Linked DNA regions of Homo sapiens: region 1 is linked to region 2. A link is an interaction called in ENCODE POLR2A ChIA-PET data of the cell type or tissue named here. Cell type or tissue: GM12878. All regions are shown on one strand. Links, peaks and the distances in the headings refer to the core of each region. The heading gives the core; the rest is flanking DNA.

Evidence for each region. Peaks named below come from ENCODE experiments on the same cell type or tissue, not always from the same donor. Only the 100,000 strongest peaks of a DNase experiment are listed, where the experiment ranks them.
Region 1: POLR2A ChIA-PET joins it to region 2 with 5 read pairs; 2 of 35 experiments call an interaction of 5 or more read pairs at or near these places.

The regions. Positions count from the first base shown.
Region 1 is chr16:48,096,989-48,104,937 of GRCh38, reverse strand. ABCC12 (ATP binding cassette subfamily C member 12) reads left to right here. Exons shown (of 31, transcript NM_001393797.1): 22 at 570-796; 23 at 3,929-4,066. Among named protein-coding and RNA genes, the nearest start is that of ABCC12, 55 kb to the left of the region's middle. RefSeq lists an enhancer at 3,345-4,044. In GM12878, for the core only: no CTCF peak of the experiment used is centred there; a DNase peak (open chromatin) is centred at 3,647; H3K27ac peaks cover 856 bases.
Region 2 is chr16:47,044,140-47,052,088 of GRCh38, reverse strand. No RefSeq gene overlaps it. Among named protein-coding and RNA genes, the nearest start is that of DNAJA2-DT, 74 kb to the right of the region's middle. RefSeq lists enhancers at 5,015-5,064, 5,075-5,154. In GM12878, for the core only: no CTCF peak of the experiment used is centred there; a DNase peak (open chromatin) is centred at 4,718; H3K4me3 peaks cover 264 bases; H3K27ac peaks cover 1,174 bases.

The DNA of each region.
Region 1 (7,949 bases), core at 2,616-5,115, 1.1 Mb before region 2:
CCTGAGTCTGGGCTATGGGATGGAGGCGTGGGAGGCCACTCCGCCGCAGAGATGCGCAGGCCAAGCAAGCACCTCCTGCTCCAAAGAGCCCTGAGTGCGACACGGCCCTCAAGAGATCCTTCCAGCCCCCTCTGCATTCCACTGCTGTGGTGGGTGGCAGCCAGGGCCTGGGAGGGCCCTGGCTAGAGCATGTGGGTGGGGCCCACACTTTGGAGGTAAAGAGACAAAGTGAAACTTGGCTTTTTATTGCCATGGGGCACAAAATTCCTTCCTCCGACAAAGGCATCAGCCTCTCCCGTCTCAGGCTGCATCCCAGATTTGAAGGGGAAGCCTGACCTATAGGGGGTCTCTCGGGACTTCCACACAGAGACTGAATCCCCACATTCACACTCATTCACGGTGGCCGCAAGAATGGGGTGCATCCTCCCTTTCCCAAGATCACCTGACACACTGTGTTGTGCCCTGGAAAAAAGGTCAGGCCCTGTGCTCACAATTTCACCTCCAGCAGAGCAGCAGGGTTTACTAAGCACGCATCTCGACTCTGTTTGACTCTCTACCATTCTCCACAGATCTTAAAGAGCCCAATGAGTTTCTTTGACACGACTCCCACTGGCAGGCTAATGAACCGTTTTTCCAAGGATATGGACGAGCTGGATGTGAGGCTGCCGTTTCACGCAGAGAACTTTCTGCAGCAGTTTTTTATGGTGGTGTTTATTCTCGTGATCTTGGCTGCTGTGTTTCCTGCTGTCCTTTTAGTCGTGGCCAGCCTTGCTGTAGGCTTCTTCATTCTGTTACGGTAGGCCCATGTGCTATTTACACGAGAAAACGATACACACACACACTGACTGGGTATCAGGTGATATTGAGCATGGAGTGCTTGCTGTCTTTACTGATGGTCTACCATTGATTTTTTTTGTACTTAGTAAATGCCAGGTGCTTTGCATACATCTGGCATTTTAGCCCCAGAGCAACCCTGAGAGGTGGAAACTATTGAAAGATTACGGCACTGGTCCCAGGCCAAGAAACTAGTAGCCATGATTGCCTCCTCTCTGCTGCTATGTTCCTAACCATGGGGCTCTACCGTTGCTGCTCTGAGCTTTGAGAAATAACCGCCACCCTAACCATGGGTGTGTTTAGAGAAAGGCCTTAGGCAGCTTTGCACAGTGTCGGGGCGGGGGTTCCCACTGCAGCTGTGCACACCCACCCTGGGGGAAAGCAGGAGGACAGCCATGATTCCAGCCTCCTAGGAGACCTGCCCGGCTCCCTGCTGTTCCTGGGGTGAGCTGGGGTTCCTAGCAGGTAGCATGGTGGGTATTGGGTGAGGGCAAAGGGTTGCAAATCAGAGAAATTTGCATTAGAGCCCCAGCTCTGCCACAACTAGCTGAAGGACCTTGGAGAAGTCAGAGAGGTGCTGCAAACCTCAGTTTCCTCTCTCCTTAATGGTAATCATTGAAATATATGCCTCACCTGTTTCAGAGGGCTTGTGAGGATCAGGGAGACTACACAACCAATGCTTGTTGGTTAAAAATGGAATAAGCTGTTATGCAAGAGTTTCCATAAAAATCATAACTAAAAATAATCATTTATCATGATCCTAGACCTGCCCAGCCAGTGGGATAGTTATTGTAGATCTGAAAGAGAATCCCCCAAATTATAAAATATTTAGCCCACAAACCCTGAACTTGCTTTCACCTGTGCACAGGATTATGCTCCTAGACGTGCCCAGCCAGTGGGTTAGTTATTGTAGATCTGAAAGAGAATCCTCCAAATAAAATATTCAGCCCACAAACCCTAGACTTGCTTTCACCTGTGCACAGGTTTGTTGGTTTTCACGCTCAGATCCTAGTTTTAGAAATAATTGCTGTGGCCACAGTGTGGAGGGTGAATGGAGCTACAGAAAGGTCAGGGCAGACTATAGAGCAGGAGTCCCTTGAAATCTACAGTCTGTGTGAGAGAATTAATGAGGACCAGACGTAGGCAGCAGCAGTGGGAACAGAAGAGAGGTGTGGATTTGAGAGCCATTTCCAAGGTAGTGTCATCAGGGTTTCACTTCCCACGTCTGGTGGAATTTTGGGTGTTGGGGGATGGGAGAGGCAAAGGATGATTTCAAGGTGGAGAGCGATGTGAAGAGAGATACGTGTGGTGCAGGAGGAGAAGCGGTTTGGGGAATAAGAATACGAGTTTAGTTTCGGATGTTTCAGTTCTGTTCAACAAGTCGGCTGATGGTGTCCGTGGACAGTGGCAAATGCGGGTGTGGGAATGTACTGGGGCAGGAGAGCTGGACTCTGTGCAGGGGCAGGTGTGGCTCTGGGAGCTGACACTGTGCCCTAGAGAGCTGGGAGAGCTGGACTCTTGCTGCTGTCTTTCACTGTTCCCGTGGTGACCCTGAGGAAGCGAAATTGTTAGGGTGTCCAGGTTCTTGAAGGGTGTCCAAGTTCTTGATGTCCTGAGCAAAGAATTGGACAAAACGCACAAAGCAAGGAAAGAAAGAAGCAACAAAAGCAGAGATTTATTAAAAATGAAAGTACACTCCCACAGGATGGGAGCAAGCCTGAGCATAGGGGCTCAAAGCTCAGTTACAGAATTTTCTGGGGTTTAAATACCCTCTAGAGGTTTCCCATTGGCCACTTGGTGTACGCCCCATGCAAATGAAGTAGTGGCCCATGATCAGTCTGACTGGTTGCAGAAAGCGACTAATCAGAGGCTGAAGTGAAGTTACAGTTACTCCTATACAAATGAAGACTTGGCCTGCCACCAGCCTGATTGGTTGTGGGAGGGGACTAATCAAAGGTACATCTGTCATCCAGAAAAAGGGGCAGGTGTGCAAGGAGAGTAGCCTTTGAGCCTTTTGTTACCTAGGCGGGGAAAGTTGGGGTTTTCATTTTGATTTAGTTCTAGGAAGTCAGCGTGAATTGGCCTTAGGTTCCCTGCCTCCAGACCCTCTTCTCCTGTCTCCAAATGAAATGGTCTGAGTCTCCAAACTCAAGGGTTTATTGTGATGACCAAATACAAATAATTTCTGAGAGTCATTTACAGGATAAAAGCAAGTCCTGGATGTCATGCTTACAGTGGATTCTTTGGGCTCATGTTCCTTTTTGTCATTCCTGTATTTGATCATTGCTCTTGTCTGTCCTCCTGTTTATGCAGTTGATTTACTTAGTAAAAGCTCTTTCCCTGCTCTGTACCCACCCCTCTAGCTATAAAGACTAGACAGACCAGAGCTCGTCCTGCTTGAATTATCCAAGTGTTTCCAAACAACTCACTTTAGCTCTGCACTAATGAGACTTCCCTCCTCACTGCCCTGGGTTTGTTTTGGCTGAGAGTCTGGAGGTTTGATTGTCTTCTCTCTCGGGGGCCAGCCAGCTGCTGTAAACACCCGAGGTCCCTGGTCTCCTGCTCACCAGGGCTCCTGGAGCTTCCACATAAAGGGGAGCTGCATCCCGTGGGTGTTTGGTTTTAAAGTCAGCTATAATGACGTTCATTCAAAATTACCTTTGAAAATGCCTTTAGAAGGCCACATGTTGGCAGTTGACACACCGGGTTTTCTTCCAGAGTTAGATCAGATCACTTTTTCTCTGGCTGGGCACCAAAAAGTGGTTGGCTGATACTTAGGGGCTGTGCTGTATGAGAAATTTTGGTTTTAGAAGACTAGAATCACGCCTTGTGGAGCGAGACTTTCCTGATATGAGAAACACAGCACCGTGGCCAAACGAAGGTGCCGCTGACTCATGGTTCTCACGCCTCCGCCATTCCCACACCTGGGGCAGGCACCACTGCAGAATGGCAGGCTGCTCTTCATCCCCAGTTAGATGGCACCGTCTCTGACTTAAGCACTGTGCTGAGTGCCTAGTTGGCTCTGTATGTGTGAGGGCAAGCCTGATGAGACCTCACTTTGTGGCCCACCTGGCCCCTTTCAATTTTCTTCCAGCATTTTCCACAGAGGAGTCCAGGAGCTCAAGAAGGTGGAGAATGTCAGCCGGTCACCCTGGTTCACCCACATCACCTCCTCCATGCAGGGCCTGGGCATCATTCACGCCTATGGCAAGAAGGAGAGCTGCATCACCTAGTGAGTCCCATGTGGGGCCCTGCCCCAGGCCCCCATGCTTCATGCCTGACTCCGATGGGGAGTGCACAGGAGGAGGGAAGTCTGGGCTGCTGGGGACTGATCACAGACAAAGAGCTGGAAGAATCAGGAGGAGTCCTTGAAGACACTTGGCCTCACAGCCTCTCTTCCAGCATCTTGGGCCCCAGAAGATGTGAATGAGGGGAGCTTGTTCAATGACAACCTCATTTGTTCTATTTTTCATTCTAAAAGTAAAAATGTGTTTGATTCAGGAAGATAGGGAAAAGAAGAAAAAAGAAGAAAAAAATCACTTACAGCCCCTCCCCAAACCCAAACCTATTAATTTTTTCATGTTTCCTTCCATTTTTTGTTCTTTTTTTCTATTCATGGCGTCTTCTTTTTCTTCTTATTTATAATCATTTCTTAAATTTATTTAACAGTTTGAAATAGCCTGTTTCATGTTATTACACGAGTCTTGTAAAAATAATTTCTAAAGGCCACCTTTCATTTCACTTAGCATTTTCTTCTTTTTAAAATATGGGGACTACATTAGTAAATCTCTCTGGCATCTTCCAGCTTCAAACTTCTAAAATATGACATAAAATGTATAAATCAGACTGGGCGCGGTGGCTCACGCCTGTAATTCCAGCACTTTGGAAGGCCGAGGTGGGTGGATCATGTGAGGTCAGGAGTTTGAGACCAGCCTGGCCAACATGACGAAACCCCATCTCTACTAAAAATACAAAAATTAGCTGGGTGTGGTGGTGGGCACCTGTAATGTCAGCTACTTGGGAGGCTGAGGCAGGAGAATCACTTGAACCTGGGAGGCAGAGGTTACAGTGAGCTGAGATTGTGCTACTGCTCTCTAGCCTGGGCAACAGAGTGAGACTCTGTCTCAAAAAAAAAAAAAAAGAAAAAGGATAAATCACAGTAGGCTCACTGCAGTAACAATAAGCCCAAATCTTAGGGAGATCATGCAATAAATTTTTATTTTTCCTGATGTCACAATTTAGTGAAGGTCCATGGGGCAACAGTAGGTGATTGTACTCCACACTCAGGCATAGTCTGTTTCTATCTGGGGCTCTTCTGTCCCAAGGCCCTGAGGTATTCTCTCGGATCTTCTGTGTTAGGCCGGAAGACAAGGCGAGAGGCCAGGAAGGAGGACCCAGGGGGATTTTATGGTCCAACCCTAGCGAAGTGTCCCAAGATTTCTGCACATTCCTTGGCCACATTGGAGTCACATGGGCTCACCTAACGCAAGGGAGGCTGGGAAATGTAGTCCAGCTGTGTCCAAAGGAGGAAAAGAAAATGGAGTTTGGTGAATCCATAGCAGCCTTTCCCACTTTCTGTCTTTTCCTTCCTTAAAATGCCAACACACCCTTCAGAGAGAAAGAATTAGATGCAGTTCTAAAGGGTGCATCGAATGCATTCTAAGTTTGGAATTGCATTAAATTTATTTATTTTTATTTTTATTTTTTGAGACAGAGTCTTGCTCTGTCACCCAGGCTGGAGTGCAATGGCATCATCTCGGCTCATTGCAACTTCTATCTCCTGGGTTCAAGCGATTCTCTTGCCTCAGCCTCCCAAGTAACTGGGGCCCAGCTAATTTTTGTATTTTTAGTAGAGACAGCATTTCACCATGTTGGCCAGGCTGGTCTCAAACTCCTGACCTCAAGTGATCCACCTGCCTTGGCCTCCAAGAGTGCGGGGATTATAGTGAGCCACTGCAACCAGCCTGGAATTGCATTAAATTTAGAATTGCCTCTAATTCTCTCTCTCACGCCCCCTCCATTTTACCACCCAGGATCTCAGAGTAGACTTGACATCACACCTTGTCTTTAGTTCAGTCAGCACCTAGTCCGGACCCTAGTTTGACCTGAACATCGTTTGTCAAGAGTCCTGCCTCACACATAGACACTTCCAAAGTCCTGGCCATGAGGAAAGCCCATGGAGCCATTAGTCTACTCACCCACAACAAACACACATGCAAACTTTGTCTTCCCACAGCTTCTACTCCAAGATTTCTGAGAGAATCCTATAGGGAGCCAAGAATGACTGATGGGGGTTCCCTTCTTTTAATAGTTTCTTTCCAAAGGGCTTGGGTTTCTGACGTGTATTGCATTTGCCACCAGACAAAAATGCTACAGCTTAAAAAATGTAAAAAGATTAGAGGTCAAATTCCAATTTGATCCCAGCTAGTGATTTTGTTTCTATGCAATCTAACCAACCACACGGATAAGACCACAGGTGACTTCCAGGTCATGGAGGCTGTCAGTTGAATTTGTATGCTGTATAGCTACATGATAGAAACAGCACTGTGTTTTGAAGAATATTTTGACTAAGCTCTGGGGAAAATAAGTTAGAGTTGAAACAGAGAGGAGGAGAGGGCAGCAGAGCCCAGGGCGGCTGGTCAGAGGGGCTTCCAGGCAGAACTCTGGGAGGCCTTCCAGGACAGCATGGAGCAGCAGTGCCTGAGGCCATTCACAGCTATGCCAGGGGAGGAATTGTACCTCCTTAGGGCTTTAAGCGTGGAAGGGTTTTCATTTTTCCCCCAGTAGTTTCTACCAGCTGTTCTCATGAAGCCCTTCCCCACTAGATCAGGGAAGCCACAGTGGCAATTGAATCTGATGTCTCTTTTGGTTAATGGTCAGCTCAGTGCGGTGAAAATTTCAATCTTGAATATATTCAAGCCACAGGTCTCTTTCCCCCAGAGGCTTGGTGTGGCAAGGCTATGCTGTGTGTGTGTGTGTGTGTGTGTGTGTGTGTGTGTGTGTGTGTGTGTGTCAGGTGGGGCAGGCTTGCAATTGAGAAGCACCTGCTCTGTGCTTTTAAACACCCTCTTCCTTTTCTCCAGGCCTGGCTCTCTGATGCCCATGTGGGGGAACTGGGGAGGGGACAGCAGGAAGAACACATCCTTGGGTGACTGGCACCTCTGGGCCATTCTCTCCTTTCTGCTATCCTTTCCTGCTGCTGCAATGCACTGTGCAGATGTGGGACAGCAGCTTGGAGGCCCCAGTAGGGCCAGAACCCCAGGAGTTCTGCCAGCATTGCTGCATCGGTAGGAGTTGCTGGGTCTTCCTGTGAGTTCTGCCTGGCAGCCCTCACACTGCACTCCTCTGATGTGGAGGCCCCTTTGCTTCATGCCAGGGACCGTCACATCAAGACTGCAGCCTCCAAGGTCATCTTCCTTCTGCTATCTCAGCCCTAGGAACTGTGGAGCTGATGGGATCCACCTTGCATACATCTGGGGAATGCGGAACTCCAGGGGGTGGGTCTTGCCCCCATCCCCTGGCTGTGTCATCTCCCTGTCACTCCGCTCTGTGCTTCTTCCCCCCTCTCCAAGCCCTTTGGCTCCGTGGACGTGCAGCAGGGATGCAAGGTGTCAGCTTCCTGTCCTTGAAGAAGCTCCCAGCTTTATAAGCAATTGTCTTCAATCTTCTTTCTCTGATTCAGGGAGGGAAACCTAACATGCACCCTCCCTTCCCTCCTCTACAGTCACAAACATTGATTTCCCTAAAGGTGACCTCCTCCACAACCCACCCCCACCCTTTCTATAGATCAAGGGGGCCAATTGTCAATTCCACAAAGCCTTTGAGGGTGACTGACTCCACGATAGGGATCCTTTGGAGTCAGAATGTGAAGCACTCGGCACCTCTTCTTCTCAGCTGTAGATTCTAGCTGCCAGTTCTGGGAAAGACAGAAAGAGCCACTTAGCACCCTACTCTATTGCCACATGAGATTTCCCAAAATATGTGCAAATCAAAGATGTCTAGAGTGGCAGATTTTTAAGAGCATGAATATATGTTCATTTTTGTAAGAGTTTGCTATGTGAGAGTGTGTTCCCTTGATTAAAAATTCCTTGGCCTCATTTCTCCAGTCACCCTAA
Region 2 (7,949 bases), core at 3,576-6,075:
CCTCACTGGGGAGGGTCCTGGCCTTACCCCTTTCCAGCTGTAGTACTTACCACTTAGAATGGGATAGAAGGTGGGGAGTGGTGGCTCACACATATAATCCCAGCACTTTGGGAGGCCGAGGCAGGCAGATCACGAGGTCAGGAGATCGAGACCATCCTGGCTACTGCGGTGAAACCCCGTCTCTACTAAAAATACAAAAAATTAGCCCGGTGTGGTGGCAGGTGCGTGTAGTCCCAGCTACTCAGGAGGCTGAGGCAGGAGAATGGCGTGAACCCAGGAGGCAGAGGTTGCAGTGAGCCGAGATCACGCCACTGCACTCCAGCCCGGACAACAGAGTGAGACTCCATCTCAAAAAAAAAAAAAAGGATAGAGTCGGGGACAAATTTCCGAGGGCAGTGTCCAACTGAAGGCCACATTCCACAGGCCACCCTTTTCTGGTGTCGTCCGTGGCTTCGTGACACCAGGAGATAGACGTTTTGTAGAAGATGATTTGTTTTTTTTTTTAGAAACAGTGTGAAGTCTCTACCAAGCTCTGGGCATCAGCTGGTCACATGTCGAGGAGAGGCACACAGTGCGGGCCACTCCTACCCATGGCAGTTCTCAGCATGTGCCTCGATGACCTCCACCCAGAGAAAAGCCTGGCCCAGGACCAGACAGGAGAAAATCAAATAGTGCAGTGCATGCTCCAGGGGCCTGCCCATCATGGAGTTCCAGGCCCTTCCTCATCCTCCTTCATCGTTCATGGGACTGCTCTAGCAGGGCAGAAGGAGCTGGGCCTTTGAAGTTCAGAGACCTCGGTTCGAGCCCAAGCCAGGGCTGTTGGGTGCAGTTGTGTGCCTTGTGCCCCACGTCTGTCTCGCAGGGTTCACCTGCCAGCTGTGCACCTACCTGCAGGGCTGGGTTTCCCCGAAGGTGCCAGATGGGCTACTGGGGGTCCATCAAGGCCCTGCCGTGACTCGCCTATGTGAGTTTGGGAAAGTCATGGCATCTTCACGCCTTGGTTTTCTCGCCTGTGACCTAGGAGTATGGTGATATTTGTTCCACCCTCCTTGCAGGTGTGTATGTGGTTCAGCCACATGTAAGACTTTGTGAACCACAGAGACCTTGGCCTGTGGACAGAAGGCACAACTCCCAGGCTGTCCTCGTAGTTGCGGCCTAAGCTCTCCACATGTCAGAGCCCGCTCCTGGCCTTCTCCTGGGACCTGGCCGTCCTCTAGGACTCTTTCCCCCTTTGTCATCTGCTCCTCCTTCATCCAGTTATTTTGCCTTCAAGACCTCTTCTCAGTTGCTGATACATTTTCTTTATTGATTTTTAAAACCATTATTGTAAAGATAACCAATGGTCTTGATTTGAACAAAAATTGAAGAGGTCTTGGAGGCAGAAGAGGAAAAGGAGAGGTTTCCCTTCCCATCAGCCACATCCTCCAGATGGCAGCTGGGGCCTCTCCATCCTACATCTTCAGCCCCGCATCCTAGAAGCCAGCTCCTTGTTCTCCCGAACAGCCCAGGACTCGACACACAGACCTGCCCAAGTGCCCCGCCACCCCACTCACGGAAATGAGCTTGCACGTACACCCTTAAGCAAGTAACGTCAACCTCACTGAAATGTTCATAGGGAAGGAAAGAGTTCACGGTGCACACCCCTCACCAAATAACATCCACCCTGTCCCTTGGTCATCTGTGGGCAGCAAGGTCAATACCCCCACCTGCTGGGGGAGGGAGGGAGGCTGCCACCCACATCCCACTTCCAAAGGGCTGGTTTAGGGGTGGAGTGAGGGTGGGGGCTCCCAGCTGGTGGTGCCTTCCAGAGAAGGAGCTGACTGGGGTGGGTTGACAGCTTTTTCTGATGTGTCAATAAATCACAAATCACTGCCTGAATCACCAGAACCAACTGTCACTTTATAAATTCCAATCCACAGAAACCCATTGCCCCTTCCCCAGCGCATTCCCTTCCTAAGGCAGCTGCCAAACATAAAGCCCTGGTTCTGGGCATCCCACATGCCTCTGCGAGTCTTTGGCAGCTCGAGTGGGTGCTGGGGTGGGCGTGGGGGAGAGAGTGCGGTGCTTTCTGGGTCTTTAGAGGAGATCAACCAGTGGCCAGGAGGTCTGGCTTCTGGTCCCAGCTGAGTCCTGACTTACAGTGGGACCTTGGGCGAATCCCTTTCCCTCTGTTGGCCTGCTGCCTCTAACCAGCATTTACTGAGCTCACTGAGTGCTGCAATTGACTTGTAATATGTCTTTGAGTCCTAACAATCATTCCATAAGGCAGTTACTCGCTATTACTGTCGTCTTTTTTTGTGATGGATTTAGAAGCCTCAAACATGCAGAGGTTGAAGAACGCGCCTAAAGGTCCTAAGGCTAGCAGTGGGCAGAGCCGTGGTCTCCAACCATAGCCCTGCATGCGCAGCTGCCCATGCACTGGGCTGGGGGATTCTTTGGCGCAGTGGGAGCCTGTAACCTTTCTGCAAGGGATTTGGGGGATGGAGAGGAGACACAAATCATGGAAAGCACACTTTGGATTCCTGATCACTTAGGGAGGCCCTCAGGGTGAGTGGGGAGAAGGCAGGGGATGTCTCCACCCTGATTCCTGGAGTGAGAGCCTCCAGGGATTCCAAGTCCTGCCCAGGGCAAAGGCCAGGGGCCACTTCATGGACACCTTTGCCTCTCGAACCCCGCCAACCACAAGGTGACCATGGACTCCTCTCCCTCAAAAAATCAAGGCCCCACATGGCTGGCTCGGGCAGTCCTGCCCAGAACACAGGGGTGGCATGAATAAGCCCTGTGCCACACTGGTGCTGTGATTTGGGGGTTCAGAGAGGGTGTAGTCTCAGTACTATTTGCCCTTCACTGGGGCTCCTCTGCAGCGGGCATTGAGAACCAGGGGCCTTCCCTGGCTGCCGCAATCCCTGCAGAGACCCACAAGGAGGAGAGTCCCGGGAGGCCCTGGAAGCCTTGGTGGAGAGGGGACAAGACTCCAGTCCCTGCCACGTCATGCTTCCCAGGGACCCCAGCCAAGGTCCTAGGTTACAACTCATGGTTTCAAGAGACAGAGACCTGAATCCAACCAACTCAAGTAAAGGGGGCTTATTCAGAGGATACCGGGGCTGGTCACCACTGGGGTGCCTCAGGGACAACTGGAATAAAGGACTCAAACACCACAGGATGCTGCCTGTCCCTGCGCTCCCCATCTCTGAAGCTGCCTTCCTGCTGCTGCCTGGCCTCCTGTGCAGGGGAAGAGCAGGGCTGCCATGGCTCCAGCCATCGCCAGAGGGATATTGCCTCCCTTGCCTTAGCACCAGCCTAACGCATCCCAGACAGAGGCTGTGGTTGGCCAAACAGAGACCAGTAGCCCATTCCTGGCCCAATCAGCTTTGGCAAGGGGACAAGGCCATATGTCAGAAGCAGACCCGCCAGGCTTACCTGCATCCAGATCGATCCCAGAGAAGGAGACGCTCTGGGGACCAGGAAGCCACTCCAACTGGGGTCTGTTGGAGCCTCTCTGAGCCTTCATTTCCTCACCAGTGAATTGAAGTGATATTTGGCCAGCTCAGTGGCTCACGACTATAATCCCAGTGCTCTGGGGAGCAGAGGAAGGAGGATTGCTTGAGGCCAAGAGTTTGAGACAAGCCTGGCAACATAGTGAGATTCCATCTCCACAAAAATACAAAAAATAATTAGTTGGGCATGTGGTGCCGCTTGTAGTCCCAGCTACTCAGGAGGTTGCGGTGCAAGAATCGCTTGAACCCAGGAGTTTGAGGCTGCAGTGAGCCTTGATTGCAGCACTGCGCTCCAGCCTGGGTGACAGAGCAAGACACTGTCTCAAAACAAAACAAAACAAAGCAAAAAGGTGATAGGTACCTTCTTCATGGGCAACTGTGTGTTATTGATGAGATGGTGCATGCAGAAAGAGTGTTTGGTGGCTGAAAGGACTTGACAAAGATTAGCTTTGGATTATTGCAGCTGTTGATGGTGTTGCTAATCGAAGGACTTGCTCTGCCAAGGACTCCAGCAAGGACTGAGGTTCCTGCTATGCAGACTGTGGGTAGAGGCTTAGTGCTCCCGAGCCCTGCTTCTCCCATGGTCCCCCAGTGGCCTCCTGAGTGGGCCATGGCCCTGAGCTCAGAGGGCACCAGGACCCTCCCCAGGCCGGCTGAAGAGGCAGATTCCAGAACAGCCTCCTCCCCAGCTGGGAACACCTCCCCAGATCTCAGTTCCCTTGCCTATCAGATGGAGGACATCAGATCTGCTTTCCTCTTCTGCAGTGGTGAGGAACAAGCAAGAAGACATGAGTGGAAGGAAAAACTGATGTGTCTTATTAGCAGTTTATTGTTGTTATTAATTATCAGCTCCAGAAAACTGCTGGGATTACAAGCCTGTGTTTTCTCACATCTCTCTAAAGGCCATTACCACGAGGGGAGCCAGCAGACTTAATTTGTGAATGCTAGCTACTAAATTATGCAAAACCAGATCTGCTAATGAATTTCTCCCATGGTGGCGGCTGGTGCTGAGGAGTTTGCAGGTACACTTCTTGGAGAGAGGGGTGGAAAGGGGCCTGGGTATTCACTGTTCCACCTCCACACTCAGAACTCACCTGCCTTCACCCACCCCTGGGACAAAGGCTGCCTAAAATGTGAATTCCCAGCTGGGAGAGGCATCAAGATGGCTGAATAGATTATTTGGTCATTCAAAGTGGTTTTTGTTTTTTTCAGTTTGAATAGACTCAAATAGCTTGTCTCAGAAGGAAGAAAAAGGCTGCTGTTGAATTGAATGTAAGCCTGCAAATGACTTCTCTTTCTCTCTCTCTGCTCTATTTCCGAAAGCTATTTATAGATTAGAAGCCTGTCATTGCAAATTAGGGACATTTTCTTCCTCCCCCATCCTCTACTACTCCAGCCCCAGCTCCTTGAGGGCGGTGGTCACTGGGCAAGCCCAGCATCAGCACTGTGCAACGGGCAGCCTGTGCACATCCCCTTCTGAAGACAGCTGCCCCCTGCTTCCACTCCTGACTGTGAGCTCCTCTAGGAGAGGGGCTGGGTCCGCATGTCCAGGACCAGGCTAAGGCTGGACACAGGGTAGGCCTCATCACATCTGTGAGATGGGTGCTTCAAGGACAAGCTCAGAAACCTGCCCTGACTTATCAAGGCCAGAGAAGTTGATTCATCAGAAGGCTCCAGGCAGCTCACAGATGAAAAAGTGGGCTGTGTGGACTTTCCCAGCCTGGAGGAGGGCAGGAGTCAGGCCAGCCTGGAAACCTGGCGGCAGGAGCAGGACTTTCAGGGTCCAAATCCTCTCCAGGTGTTCTATGCCCAGTGGTTCAAATCCCACGGGGCCACACTCACTATGTAATCTCGGACACGTTTCTTAACCTCTCTGGGATTGATTTATCCTGTGTAATCGGGATCACAAAGCCTTCCTCCCCATCTCCCCATACCCAGGTGTAAGCCTGCTGCAGTCATGCTGTTCTTTGAAAAAAAAAAAAATTTTTTGAGACAGAGTCTCACTCTGTCACCCAGGCTAGAGTGCAGTGGCGTGCTCTCAGCTCACTGCAACCTCTGCCTCCCAGGTTCAAGTGAGACTCATGCCTCAACCTCCCGACTAGCTGGGATCACAGGCATGTGCCACCATGCCCCGCTAATTTTTGTATTTTTATTAGAGACGGGGTTTCACCATGCTGGCCAGGCTGGTCTCTAACACCTAACCTCAAGTGATCCACGATCCACCTGCCTTGGCCTCCCAAAGTCCTGGGATTACATGCGTGAGCCACCGCTCCCGGCCTATTCTTGAAATTTAAATGAAACTGGCAGGGACCTCAGATCCCTTGTCAATGGAAAACTGATATCCCTGTGCCCCAAGATTTCTGCGAATCCTTGGAGATTACATCCAGCCTCACTCAAATTTTTTTTTGCATTTCTGTTGAGCAACTAGATGATCCAGGCCAACCACAGTGGTTCATGCCTGTAATCCCAGCACTTTGGGATGCCAAGGCAGGTGAATCATTTGAGCCTAGGAGTTCAAGACCAGCCTGAGCAACATGGTGAAACACCTTCTCTACAAAAAGTACAAAACTTAGCTAGGCATGGTGGCATGCACCTGCAGTCACAGGTACTAGGGAGGCTGAGGTAGGAGGATCACCAGAACCTGGGGAGGTTGAGGCTGCAGTGAGCTGTGATCATGCCACTGCACTCCAGCAGACAGAGTGGGTGACAGAGTGAAGCCCTGAAGGAAAAAAAAGAAAGAGAAAGAGAGAAAGAAAGAGGTAGGGAGAAAGAGAGAGAGAGAGAGATAAAAGAGGTGGGGGGGGGAGAGAGAGAGAGAAATAAGAGAAGAAGGAGAGGAGAGGAGAGGAGGGGAGGGGAGGGGAGGGGAGAGGAAAGGGAAATTTACTTCCTAAATGGGCACCCTTCTTTAGAAGTGCCAACCACTAAAATAACAATTTTTTCACACTCAGTAAATGCAGATCAGATAAGTGCTTTGAAAACCACAAAGTACGGCCAGCATAGGAAGGTTATTAAACCCGTTCCTCTTAGTCCCATTACGGACAGCACTTCCTGGAAGGCATCTAAATGCTCTCTGCTCCAGCACTGTTGGCCTTGTAAGAGAACAGGAGCCTGTGGAATTTTCTGAAACAATCCTTTCAGGCTCCAAAGAACCCACTCCCATTATCTTGAATTAAATCCATTCCAACCATTGCCTTCCACTTTTTAAATTTTTGTTGGAAAATAATTTACATACAGAAAAGTACATCATTAACATTCACACCCGGTTCAAGACACAGAGCACACTCAGCTCCCAGAAACTTCCCTTCCAGTCACTCGCTGTCTCCAAAGCTGACCTCTAACGGCCGACATGCATGCCTGCTTCTGTATCTGTGAATGGAGTCCTACCATAGATGCTTTGCACTCAGCTTCTCCCACCCCACAAGACATTTGCAGGATTCAATCACGTGGTCGTATGTAGTTTAGATAATCATTCTCATTGTTTCATCAACGTCTCTCCTGTGGAAATAATTGTTTTTCATCTACTGTTGATGAGCATTTGGGTAGTTTCCAGTCTGGCTATCGTGACTAGCACTGCCTTGGACATTCTAGTCCATGTTTCTTTGGCACACATAGGGCTGTGTTTCTGTTGGGTATCTGCCTAGGAGTACAATTTTTGGTTCGTAGGGTAGTCATGTATTCTTTTTTTTTTTTTTTTTTTGAGACAGAATCTTGCTCTGTCACCCAGGCTCACCGCAGCCTTGAAATCATGGGCCTTGAAATCATGGGTGTCAGTGATCCTCTCCTCTTAGCCTCCTAAGTAGCTGGAACCACAGGCATGTGCTAACATGCCTGGCTAATTTTTTATTTTTATTTTTATTTTTTTGTAGAGATGAGGTCTCACTATGTTGCCCAGGCTGGTCTCAAACTCCTGAGCTAAAGCAATCCTTCTGTGTTGGCCTCGCAAAGTGCTAGGATTACAGATGTGAGCCACTAAGCCTGGCTGTGTTAATCTTTAATAGAACAAGTGCCAAATGGTTTTCATCCCATCTTTTCTTTCTTTCATGTTTTATTTATTTATTTTTGAGACAGGGTCTTGTTCTGTTGCCCAGCCTGAAGTGCAGTGGTGCAATCATGACTCACTGCAGCCTCGGCCTCCTAGGATCAACTGATCCTCCCATCTCAGCCTCCCGAGTAGCTGAGATTACAAGTGCACATCAGCATGCCTGGCTAATTTTTGTATTTTTTTTTTGTAGAAACAGGGTTTCACTATGTTGTCCAGACTAGTCTCGAACTCCTGGCCTCAATCCTTCCTGGCCTCAGCCTCCCAAAGTGCTGGGATTATAGGTGTGAGCCACCGTGCCCGGCCCGGCTTTACCCTTTCTTTAGAGTGTTTACTCTCAGATCACCTTCTGCAGGGAAGCGATGTTAAGTGGCTTGTTCCAGGCCACATGCCCAGCAGTGGTAGAGCTG